Regions from separate parts of the Homo sapiens genome. Here all the other regions are linked to region 1. The links are chromatin contacts, found by Hi-C or POLR2A ChIA-PET in ENCODE. All regions are on one chromosome and are shown on one strand. The core of a region is the stretch at or near the end of the contact, and the rest is flanking DNA. Distances in the headings are between cores, read along the strand shown.

Evidence for each region. Hi-C counts contacts between places; a loop is a spot of excess contacts on that map. ChIA-PET counts read pairs that join two places held with the same protein, here RNA polymerase II (POLR2A). Pooled maps may share reads with other maps.
Region 2: a map of endothelial cell of umbilical vein shows a loop between it and region 1 (7-fold over the local background). The contact joins the promoter of ADGRL4 here to the enhancer-like site in region 1. A Hi-C loop is called at or near these places in 6 of 168 maps with a recorded cell type or tissue (Right ventricle myocardium inferior, cardiac septum, endothelial cell of umbilical vein and 2 more) and 8 of 50 pooled maps. POLR2A ChIA-PET finds 5 or more read pairs at or near these places in 1 of 52 experiments (T-cell).
Region 3: a loop to region 1 is called in a map of endothelial cell of umbilical vein, with 5 times the contacts of the local background. The contact joins two enhancer-like sites. A Hi-C loop is called at or near these places in 5 of 168 maps with a recorded cell type or tissue (PC-3, Right ventricle myocardium inferior, cardiac septum and 2 more) and 6 of 50 pooled maps. POLR2A ChIA-PET finds 5 or more read pairs at or near these places in 1 of 52 experiments (endothelial cell of umbilical vein).

Annotation. Positions count from the first base shown.
Region 1 is chr1:79,078,419-79,082,407 of GRCh38, reverse strand. No RefSeq gene overlaps it. Among named protein-coding and RNA genes, the nearest start is that of ADGRL4, 74 kb to the right of the region's middle. RefSeq lists an enhancer at 1-3,989. Within about 2 kb of position 2,552, at least 2 of the 41 ENCODE cell types and tissues checked have a DNase peak (open chromatin) inside an H3K27ac peak, as active enhancers do; they include endothelial cell of umbilical vein, where a contact is called at or near this core.
Region 2 is chr1:79,004,191-79,008,165 of GRCh38, reverse strand. ADGRL4 (adhesion G protein-coupled receptor L4) reads left to right here and starts at 1,436. Exons shown (of 15, transcript NM_022159.4): 1 at 1,436-1,533; 2 at 2,947-3,096. The coding sequence starts at 1,512.
Region 3 is chr1:79,191,064-79,195,029 of GRCh38, reverse strand. No RefSeq gene overlaps it. Among named protein-coding and RNA genes, the nearest start is that of LINC02792, 130 kb to the left of the region's middle. Within about 2 kb of position 1,474, at least 7 of the 41 ENCODE cell types and tissues checked have a DNase peak (open chromatin) inside an H3K27ac peak, as active enhancers do; they include endothelial cell of umbilical vein, where a contact is called at or near this core.

The DNA of each region.
Region 1 (3,989 bases), core at 1,303-3,802:
GATCCTTCTGATGTAGAGTTGTCATGTGTTTGTTAGATAGGCAAGAAAGTTGTGCACTGACCCAAAGGAAAGCATAACGTCTGAATTATGACACCGCTCCTCCTACCAGCAGCCACATAAAAGAACCTTCTGCATTAGTAACTATTCAGGTTGACAGGGAAAGTTTGAAGGGGAATGTGATAGAATGCCATAATATAAAAGATGGAAGAAAGAGAAAAAACAGATATCACTTTATTCTCCATTAAGAGTTCTCACACATAGGAGGAGAGGTTGAAGAAAGAATAAAAATGTAAAAGGTGATATCAAAGGTGTACTCAATTCTGACTTTTATTCTAGCCATTCACCCTTTTGTACTGCATTTCATCTCTCAAGCTTTTTTTCTATAGTTTTCATAATAAATCTGATACATTTTAGAAATGCAGTTTAAAAAGGAAAGAGAGACTAGAATTGAAGCTTTCTCTTTCCTAACAGTTTTTTGGTTGTTAATGCCTCACTAAAAATACTACTATTTCCTGTTCATGTTCAAATTCATTCTGATATTTCATTCTGATGCCTTCAACATTATCGATTCATTATAATGTACAGATAATGTTGATATGGCATGACTGTAAAACACCAATAGGCAAAGGGCATCAAATGATCTATTTTTAAAATAGAAATGTCATTTTCCATAGTGTGAACTCTATCTGTATGAAATAACCTATCTAGTCATGCAACATAGTGAAAATCAATAGAATATGAAAGTACTAGTTATGATACGTAATATGTTTACAACAAATGTAACATCCCATGTGCTTGACTGAATTGAGCTTTAATGCCTTCATTTAAGCTTGGCTGACATGAGATTAAATGTTACAAGATAGGATATTTTTAAAAAAATCCAGCACTCCAGCCACATTATTTAAATATTTTTGGCAACTCTGCATTTTAATTTTAAAACACTTTTTGCCTTTATTAGGATTTTAGATCTTTGAAACTATAATGTGACATTACTATTGTTGTGAGAATAGGAAGAAACATTAATCTGCATGTTATCATTGCTTGCAGATGTTCATTTTTGTCCTATTTAAATGACTGCAAATTTTGTCATTTTTTTCTGAAAAGGCACTTCATTTTATATGTTACATCAGAGATGATATGAAAATTTACATTTCATATGTATATATAATGGAAAAATATTCTATCAGATTCTATTAAAATATAGCTAAGTGATAAGTCAGAAGCTCAAATTAGGTGTTCAAAAACGTGTTCGAGTAAATAAAATTTCTTATTTCTATTAGCCAGGAATTTTACATTTGCAAGTTGTAGAAATACAATAACATTGATTCAAAGCCCCCAGAAAGGAAGTGGGATTTATTGACTTTATAAATCTCTGAAGTCCCAAAGTTTACCTTCACATATGGTTGTATCAAAAATGTCATGAAGACTCTGTTTTTTGTTTTGGTTTTTTGTCTACCACCACCACCCAACCCCACCTGCATCCCATGCCCTTGTTTTTCTCCAGGTTAGCCTTATTTTCAGTTAGGTCCTTTCCTTCTAATGACCCTAACAGTGCCCAACTTTCATCTTCCTACCTAATTCATCAAGGCAGAGGAAAATCTCTCTTGTACAATAGTTACCAAAAATGTCACTAGTTAAATTTCAGTACCAAGGCATGAATACTGAGGTTACTTCTAGGTCTCAAAAGTGAGGTCATCCTACATGGATTAAGAGTGAGGAAGAGGTGGTTTCCCAAAGCAAAATACAAGCATTATTTACACAACATGTATACACTACATAAGCTCACCTGAGATAAATATATATTTTTTAGTATATTTCAGTAATGGAACTTCACCAGCATTAGAATTCTGCAAGGTGTCTAAACTATTCCTAATGGTCACCTATAATTTTGAAGGCTAATATTTTGTCATTTTAATACTCTAATTTTATTTAATTTAAAGGAGAGTCTATGTGAATAAAGTATTATTAACAACATTATTTGAAGAATATTTATTTCATTGCAAACCAGAAATCCATCTCAAAAATCCATTGAATTTTCTAACAATCAAATTCACCTAATAAATGAAGTTGGTGCTAATAAGTGACGACAATATGCTTGAGTTGTTTTTCTAAGAGAAGGAATTTTTTTTGAGGTTAGTACATACATAGGAACTTGTCCATTCTCTCATGAGTAGCTCATATGTGCAAGACACTTGGCTGGTCAGGGTGAGATACAGTCTGTGATCACTATGTCAAAAAAAGCCAACTGGCCCAACAGAGATCAAACCCCTGACCTCAGCCTCATTTCATGTAGATTCAAATCAGTTGTGCTTACTAGCTACAGACATGCATGAGTGTCAGTAAATATCCCAGATTTCCTGACATAGGATCCTTCCCTACCAGGCCACAGCTGAGCTTAGTGAGCCCAAACTGATGACTCATCCAGAAGCAGCCATGCAAATCTTGGCTTCCTGAGGAAGGAACCAGAACAGCAGGCCAAACAATCCTTAGAAGCTGATAAAGCTTAAATCAGCACCTTCTCCATTTTCCAGCACTCTCCTCTGCCTTCTCTGCCTTGGCATACTGATGTATTATACAACAGTTACATAACTTCTCAGGAAATAGAGCCCAGAGCCAGATGCTTTCTGAAGAATTAGAACTATTATCATTTTTATTGCTATAAGTTTGAGTTGTTCTTTTTTTAAAAAAAAAATCTCTTAGAGAATGATATACTCAACCAAATACAGATCTGGTTTCAGTCATAACAGGATTTAAATCTTGACTTTCAGATTCCAAGTTGGCATAACTTAAACAAATTTTTATGTTTTTACTGTTTCACACTCTACAAATCAGGTTCCAAAAGTATGTCAAGTATTTACCTTCAACATCTAATGAACATGTTCTATTCTCCCCATTATCTCCATCATCTCACTTTCTGGTTTCTCTCTAAATGGAGATTCTTTCTAGCCCTTGATATATGTGACTAAAAAGATATATTTTACCCTATATTTTATATTTCATACATATTTTATATTTCATACAATTTCATAATGCAGTATTTGACAAAGTGTGCTTAGAGTATTTACTTATATGTAGTTAAAATACTTGAAAAAGTTTTTGTGCTGGAGCTTTCCCAGTGCACAATGCCTATCATTATATTCACTTCAGATCATTACTTATTAAATATCTTTGATAATGAAAATCCTGATCAGAATTTATTGACTGAGCCTATCTTTTTAAAATATACATTTTATTTTACAGGCCTTAACACTAATACTCTATTCTTCTATCTATTATTATATGGTGATAGTAAGGTTCAAATTTTCTGAAGATTGAATCAGATATTCGGCCACTAAGTAGCTTGATTTAACCTCTATGTATGTAGATAAACAAACAAAATCTAAAGAATAAAGGGTCAATTTTATTAACTGTTATTTTAAGCTAAGAAGGAAAGAAAAGGAATGGAGGCTGGATAAAATAAAAGAAGAAAGAGTAATAAAGGAAAAGAGGAAAGGAGGGAGGAAGAAATGCAACAAGGTATTGCTTATAAATTTTCCATATACTTTTGTATCAGTCTGTTCTCACACTGCTATAAAGAAATAACTGAGACTGGGTAATTTATAAAGAAAAGAGCTTTAATTGGCATGTGGTTCCACAGGCTGTACAAGAAGCATGACTAAGGAGGCCTCAAGAAACTCACAATCATGGTGGAAGGCAAAGGGGAAGCAGGCATGTCTTACATGGCTAGAGAAAGAGGAATTAAAAAGAAGGGGGACGTGCTACACACTTTTAAACAACCAGATCTCATGAGAACTCACTCATTATCATGAGACTAGCAAGGGGGAAATCTGCTAGTCTCATGATAGCTGATTCAATCACCTCCTATCAGGCCCCTTCTCCAACACTGAGGATTACAATTAAACATGAGATTTGGGTGGGGACACAAATCCAAACCATTCAACTTTTAATACTATATTTTCTGTTTAAAACTCTGTAAAAATACAAAATTC
Region 2 (3,975 bases), core at 187-2,686, 73 kb after region 1:
GGTTCCAATCAAGGCCAGTCACTTAGACCAGCTGTCTAAGAGCTGCTGTGGACTCTGAGCAAGTCACGCAACACCTTTGTTCCTCATTTGCCTCACCTATTATGGTGCCACTCTCAGGAACTTTTGCCCACATTCACCTAGAAGGAGTCTGGGAAAATGCTATGGAGAGCCAGATAAACGTGTCAATACATAAGCACTTGTGACTGCTGTTAATATATAAGTCACTTTGTGGTGTGTGATTGTGACTAGTTTTAGTTGTTTTCCCAGTAGTTCATAATCCCCCTGGAGTCCGGGGGCTGTGGCTGTTCATCTTTCTGAGGCTGCTCTTTATATAAAGTAAATTTGCACTAGTCACTTTTTAAACAGAATAGAAATGGTATGTGACAAAGGTGATCTGACTATTGAAAGGTAAAATGGCTTGTGTTGATGGCAAAAATATTAGTCATTTCCTTTCTTTAAATCAACTTTATTTAAACTTACATATAATACAATTCATCTAACTTATATACAATAAAATGCACCAGTTTTAAGAATACAGTTGGATAAGTTATGACAAATGCATGCACTCATGCAACCATCACCTCAATCAAAATATAGAATATTATCATCACCTCAATTTCTCCTTGTGCCTTTCTGCAGTCAGTCCCTCTTCTGCATCCCAACCCTGGGCAACCATTGATCTATTTTCTGTCATGATACATTAGTTTTGTCTGCCAGTTATTTTTAATTTTTTAAGCTAGAATTGTTTCCATGTTCCAATGTGGACGATCTCTTTCTACGTAATCGACTTGTATATTAACATGCAAAGGATATGATGCACCAATTTTTCTGCAGATGTAAGGAAGGGCTACAGGTGAATTTTACCTGAAATTGAGTTGATAATGGAAAACACAATCTAACCTAGACACAATAGACTATATCCTTATTTTACACGATGCAACCCTGAGTCCCAGCAAGGTGGGGCCTGAGCACTGGCATGCCCCTTTGCATGGATTCAGGTCTCCTGACTACTTCTTGACCCATTGTTCTTTAGGAAAATTTATTGGCGAGTATATTAAAAAAAAGGCTATGTCTTGAAATTTAGGTGTCAGAGAGAACCCCTGAAACCTACTGAGTTTTGGATGCTCCCTCTGGAGGGGCTCTCCGTGGATCTCAGAGACCTTTGCTTTTTAAGTACTCACTTTTAGGGTGTCACTCTGGGAGCTGCGCCTGGGGATAAACTGATTCCTCAGTGGGGCTGTAACATTGCTCAGGGTCAGTGGTCACTAGGCAGGGAATGGAGCCCAGGAGGCGTGGGGAAAGGGGATGGAGGCCGGACGTGGCCAGCGGATTCAGGGCTTGACTCACACACTCACACAAAAGAGGCCGGAAAGTGTCCGGAGGAAGCCGGCGCGTCACGGAGGACGGATCCGGGACCCTGCCGCGCCCGCCCAGCGGCGCCCGGTCCCGGGTCCACAGCCGCACTCACTCCGCCGCGCTCTCCGCCACCGCCACCACTGCGGCCACCGCCAATGAAACGCCTCCCGCTCCTAGGTGAGTGCTCAGCGCCCCTGGTCGCCGAGGTCGTCGGAGGGACCAATCCCTTGTAGGGGACTGGATTTTTTAAGAGGTGGAGCTCACATGGCAAGTGTATTTGGCAAAATCTCCGAGGAGAATTGATTTAGTACTTCTCAGGATGTTTTTCTCCTTGACCTTTCAACTCTAAAGTTGAATATTCCAAGGTCCAGGGAATGTTACCTTTTTATTCCTCTTGAGGAAGTGTCCAGCATCCCCTTTCACCTTTCTTCTGTTCTGCCCCGAAGAAATTTGGGAAATCCAGACCATTAACACCCATGAGAGGTTTCCTGGCATTTTAAGGGGATTGCCGGGCCAGATTTGAGCTTCATTTTGAACATACTGTGCAGAAAGATAGTAAATGACATCTCCGAGGGTGAACTAATTCCGGCTTAGTCAGTATACATAGTTATTTGCCACTGGGATTTAGAACAGAATACTTAAGAATCTCTTGGTACCTGATAAGGACAACTAATGTTAGATGACTGTTTTCAGAACAATGACCTCATGCTTCATAGCTGTTGGTCCTCAAGACTCTTGAGTAGGCCTGGTAAAACAATAAAAAAGGAACCGACTTTACTTTTCCTTATTTTTTCCTATCAGTCCACAACATATAATTTCCAAATGTATTTCAATAACTCTGATGTATAGTCTTGTTCCTTGTTTTGTTTCATTTTTTTTTGTTCACATTTGTGTGCTGTTCCATTTCTGGAAGATCAATCTTTGACTATAATCTTGAGTTTCTTTTTTTGTTTTTGTTTTGTTTTTAAATTTCCCCTAATGGAAAATAAAAACAGTGAAATAAATTTTATTATGAATAATTGAATTGAAAACAATTGAAATTGAAATTGAAAACAATTGAAATTGAAAACAATCATTAGAACACAGAAAAAAACAGCAAGTGCATCTGTTCTCCTAGATAAGATGTCATCTTAAAATAACACAGATTTGAATTTGCAAAAACCTGAATACTCAATTTACCTTCATTTCTACACAGGATTACTCCCAGAGGAGGGAAATTGCTTTACAATCAGGCAGTTCCCTTTCAAAGTATCTCACCTCAGAATGAAGGGTAACACTTAATCAACATGCTATACTGATCTGGGAACACAGTTTTTATTATAAAGCTGAGTTGTTTATTACATTTTAGTTTCATTGAGATTTACTTGATAAAGGTTGAAATTGGAACAAAAAAAGCCTTCATCTTAAAAGTAAGTTTTACTTACTTGCTTTTGTGCTGTTACTTAGCTAAGTGCTCTCTTGGGAAAAATTTATAATCCATTTATCTAAATAGAAAGAGAGGATAATTTATGTTTATTATACTCTAATTCAACAATGGGGAGAGATGTTTGTTTTACTTTTTGAAAAGGTGTATTTCTCTATTTTATTTAGTGGTTTTTTCCACTTTGTTGAATTGTTCCTATACTCAAAATTGCACCAAGACACCTTGTCTCCCAAATGCAAAATGTGAAATACGCAATGGAATTGAAGCCTGCTATTGCAACATGGGATTTTCAGGAAATGGTGTCACAATTTGTGAAGGTAAACAAGCTTTGTTACTTCTTTTGGATTATACTGTAAGATTAAATTCTGATGGGACTGCTTTTCTGTCCTCCAGAAACTAACTTGTTTTGTGTTATACTGTTTAATTTCATACTATTTAAAAAACGCGTAAGTAGCTAAACAGTAAGTTTGACTTACCATGTCAAAATTTATACTTGTTACTGATTTTAAAAGACTTCATGCATATCTTATTTTTTGGTGCAAATATTAAAGATTTCCTTTTAGCTCATGCTGGAGATCCAGGTGTAGAGGGCATAGTCAACAGCTTTGGGAACAAAAGAGTTCACGAAATGTATACTGCTATGTATCGCCTTCATATACCCTCTTTACATGATACCAAGTATATAAGTATTTTTATACCTATATGGTATATGATACCACATATACAGGTACTTGACCGCCTATATTTGGAGATGATATTAAGAGATTCATGGTTTTCTCATGCATACCCTGGGCATAGGAAATGACAAGAGAAAGAGAGAATTTTGAAAAGACGTCATCTTTTGAAAAAGTAGATTATAATCATAGAACTTCATGCTACTGTCCAGAGACAGAATGCCACAAAGCATCCTTGTAGGGTGCAGTTTAGCCCATTGATTTGATCAGCAGAACACCATCTGATAATCAAATTTACGTAATTTCGTGTCTGTAGTTGTCACCTCTACCCCAATCTTCCACTCCCCCAACACACTCAATCTTTTTAAATTCATTTTCAGTAAAATCTAGTTTTAACTGGATCCATAGACCAACGTCCTGTGTAGAAGAGAGAGAGAGAGAGAGAAAAGTACTAGGTCATACAAATTAGTTTTAAAATATAATTAAATAGCAAGTTAAAATTATAGCTGTGGGGTGTTATGC
Region 3 (3,966 bases), core at 225-2,724, 110 kb before region 1:
AACTAGATTAGTGTTTCATCCTCCATGGCCAGAGCTTGAAAAATTAGGCTTTCTGAGATTTAGAGTTACGTGTTATTATTACTTCAAAAGTGCTTTTTTAATAATATTAACTCTGGGTAGTGTTTATTCAGGGAGAACAAGTGATGCATCATATTTCATTTTTCTTTTTTTTTTTTTTTGAGATGGAGTTTCTCGCTTGTTTCCCTGACTGGAGTGCAATGGCGCAATCTCTGCTCATTGCAACCGCTGCCTGCCAGGTTCAAGTGATTCTCCTGCCTCAGCCTCCTGAGTAGCTGGGATTACAGGCATGTGCCACCACGCCCGGCTAAATTTGTATTTTTAGTAGAGACGGGGTTTCACCATGTTGGTCAGGCTGGTCTCGAACTCCTGACATCAGGTGATCTGCCTGCCTCAGCCTCCCAAAGTGCTAGAATTACAGGCATGAGCCACCGCGCCTGGCCCATATTTCATTTTTTCCAAGTCTTGAATTTATTTTTTGAAAAAAAATTATTGTGAAAACCTATGCCCAGAAACTGAGGATTAGTTAGGAAAGGGTTCTGTTCACAATTTATTGAACATATAGAGTGGTACATCATTAAAAAATGGTTATCTACACATTTCAACCAATTCTAAGGATGCAAAAAATTATTTTTTAATGTGTGTTTTGACAAGACCGTATCTTCTAGTACGTTAATGTAAAACACTAAAATGTCACTTCTATTATTTATTAATGAGGTTATGGGAGGAGAACAGAGTATTAAGAAGGTCAGAGAAGTCATTAATTGTAGGTTTAAAGAATGGTGGATGGGTTAATTGAGAATCCGTGAAAGGTTTTATTTTGTTTATTTGACTTTAGAATATTAAAAAATATTTTAGTCATTTCATTAAAAAGCCTTGGCATGGTAAGCTATCTTAGAAGTCAAAATATATATTGAATCATTTAAATATTCTTCATTTTGGACAAATAATATGATAGATTTTCTGAAGAAAACCAAATATTTGATGAGGCTCTTAATGAACAATGTAAAACTGTTTAATTAGAGTTACTTGACACATTCTTGTATTTAAAATAGTTCATTATAAACATTTTACTCTTGTATTTTTATAAAGACTGGCTGGAAGGAAGTCATTTTGGACCAGAGCCAACCCATAACACAATGCAGAGGTATTGCTTTTTTTGATAAGTTAAGAATTGCCCATTACAAAGGTCAAAATCTTTTTTTTTTCCTTTGCCAAAAGTCAAATGCTGTTATATTTATATTGTCCCTTTAAAATTATGATTAAACATTTTTATTTGTACCGTCTTTAGCTGTTACTCAACATCTGGGTAAAATGTCAGAGTCACTTTTTATCTTTCTTAAATGCTTTTGTTCCTACTCAGCAGCTGGGCTGAGAGTCACACTAAGGAAACAACGTAGACTCCTGCCTTACTCTGCGGGCTGCTACAAAGGAAGGGGAAGCCAGGTGTGCTAAGGGCAGAAAGTCTTTGTTCTGAAGCCCTCCTTGATGCAATTTGACCTAAACAAGTTCAATCTCACAGCGTGTTCTGAAACCTGATTGAATAGTAGTTACTCTTACAAATTAAGGTAAAGCAAGAATACGTTTAAGACTTTAAAAAAGACTGGTGATTTTAATGGCTTAGGCTTTCATTATGACTCAGCAGCATGCTGGTAGAATTTTGTTTTCAATGTCAGGAAGCAAGACCAGGATACAGGCAGTTTAGGTAGAGCAATCAACAGAGACACAGAGCAAAACTGCAGTTGAGCACAGTGTTTATGTTCTTGTGTCTGGGACAACTTGGTTCTCTTTGCGCGGTGTTTCTTACATGAAAACAATAGCCCTGGCATAAAAAACGATGTCTCTCAAGTGAATCATGAGTGTTCTTTTGTTTGTTTGTTTTGAGGTGGAGTTTCACTCTTATTGCCCAGGCTAGAGTGCAATGGCACCATCTCAGCTCACTGCAACCTCCGCCTCCCAGGTTCAAGCAATTCTCCTGCCTCAGCCTCCCGAGTAGCTGGGATTACAGGCGTGCACCACCAAGCCCAGCTAATTTTTTTTTTTTTTAATTTAGTAGAGATGGGGTTTCTCCATGTTGGTCAGGCTGGTCTCAAACTCCTGACCTCAGGTAATCCACTCTCCTCGGCCTCCTAAAGTGCTGGGATTACAGGCGTGAGCCACTGCCTCCAGCTGTGTCTTCTTTAATTAATACCCAAAGGGTAGTTTAATATATTTAAAAACAAGCTTTTGTAAAAGTGCAAGGTAATATAATAGTAGGTTTTAATTGGCCAGGCTGAATTACAAAATTCTACTTTTACTTTAGCAGTTTTCCTCAGTGCCGTATGCTAATGCTAATGGATAAATCTATGAGATATCCTCTTGTACTTAAGCTGATCCTGGAAGGGACTGAAATGAGCAAATTACTCCCTTCATGTACAATGTTCAACCATGTGAGGTAATTTTCTACTTCCAGTCCTCCTGAGTCCTTTTCACAGTACTGAAAGAAATAATTTCTCCAAATTGTTCCTCAGTGGCCCAGAACAGTGAAATCTTCATAAAGACAGAGCTTCTATAAACTTACAATCAGTTGTGGCAGATCTAAATGTTCAAAGTTAAAACTTGGTGTTGAAGGCGTCAAATAAAAAGTCAGTGAAGAAACATTTACATTACTGAAAAGTCCTTAATGTTTCACTGCTGTTTTCCACATGGAACAAGACTTGGTAATAGTTAAAGTCCTTTGAACAAAAAGAGGATAACTACTATTTACCTTCTAAGTCTCAGAGGAAAGCCTGAGTAAAGTCACTTCTCAACTCTCCTTGAGAGGAACCAGGCAATCATGGCAGGGACTGAAAGTTAAAGTGAGAAAGTGTCCCTTGAAAACACAACTAAACGATTTATCCTATGATGGTTCAATATGCACTTCTTAGAATATAAGGAAATGCTTATTTTCCTTTAAGAAACTATGAAAATAACAAGTAAGAACCTTTTCTTGCCATTTTTCTTTTCTGCCTGAATCTTGATATATTTTATCCTACAGAAGTTACATTTTAGCCAAAATAGGACAAATTATCTCTCTCAAGTTGGTCCTAAAACAGAATCCAGCATCCTGAAGTATTTATAAGTTCACAAACTATTTCCCACATTTCTCCTATTACCAAAGGTAAGAGATATTTAAAATCTCAAAAATTTCATTATCTGCATAAACATACTAATAGTGGTTAGGTTTCAATGAATTCCTTTTGGTTGTGTTTGAAACCGTGCTGTATAAATAACTAGGGTAACTGAAATTTCATTTGTAGCAGTACTGTACTTAAAATCTACAAATATCATAGGAGCTAAAGTTTTAACCAACTCTATTAGTTACTTATTACAAATAAAATCCTTCCAATTTCTTTACACAACAGTCTCTATTGAGTCAGGATACCCAGAATATCAGGCAATTAGAAACACGAAATTACTATATCTGTTCTGTCATAAACCAGGAGATTTAAAAATACTTTTTAATGAACACAAATTGCTCTATACTACCTCCACATTATAGCAGGCTTTCCAGAAACTGACACTGGATCTTTGGGATAAAAATAGTTGAAGACATCGAGTTGGAGAAACCATGTCATTTTTTATGTGAGTGGCAAGTTACAACACTAAGTCGCAACATCTAGAGGTGTGTGTAATCCAAGCTGAACCGGAAAATGTTCTTGAAAGCTGCAACAAATTGATATATATAAGGCTAGGAAAAGCAGGTTGGTGAAGAATCAGCTTATCATGGCCGCCTTTTGTTAAATCAAATTTAGCTTAAAGCTGCCTCCTTATTAGTTTGGCCTGAAGTTTTCTCTGAACATAGTGAGCAGTAACCTAACTCAATATGTAAATGGTCTACTCTTGTAACAAGCAGCCCTGTCTCAGTCAATCACAGAAGCTACACTTCAACTACTCACAGGTGACTGAAGCAAGAAAGTTCCCTGACTC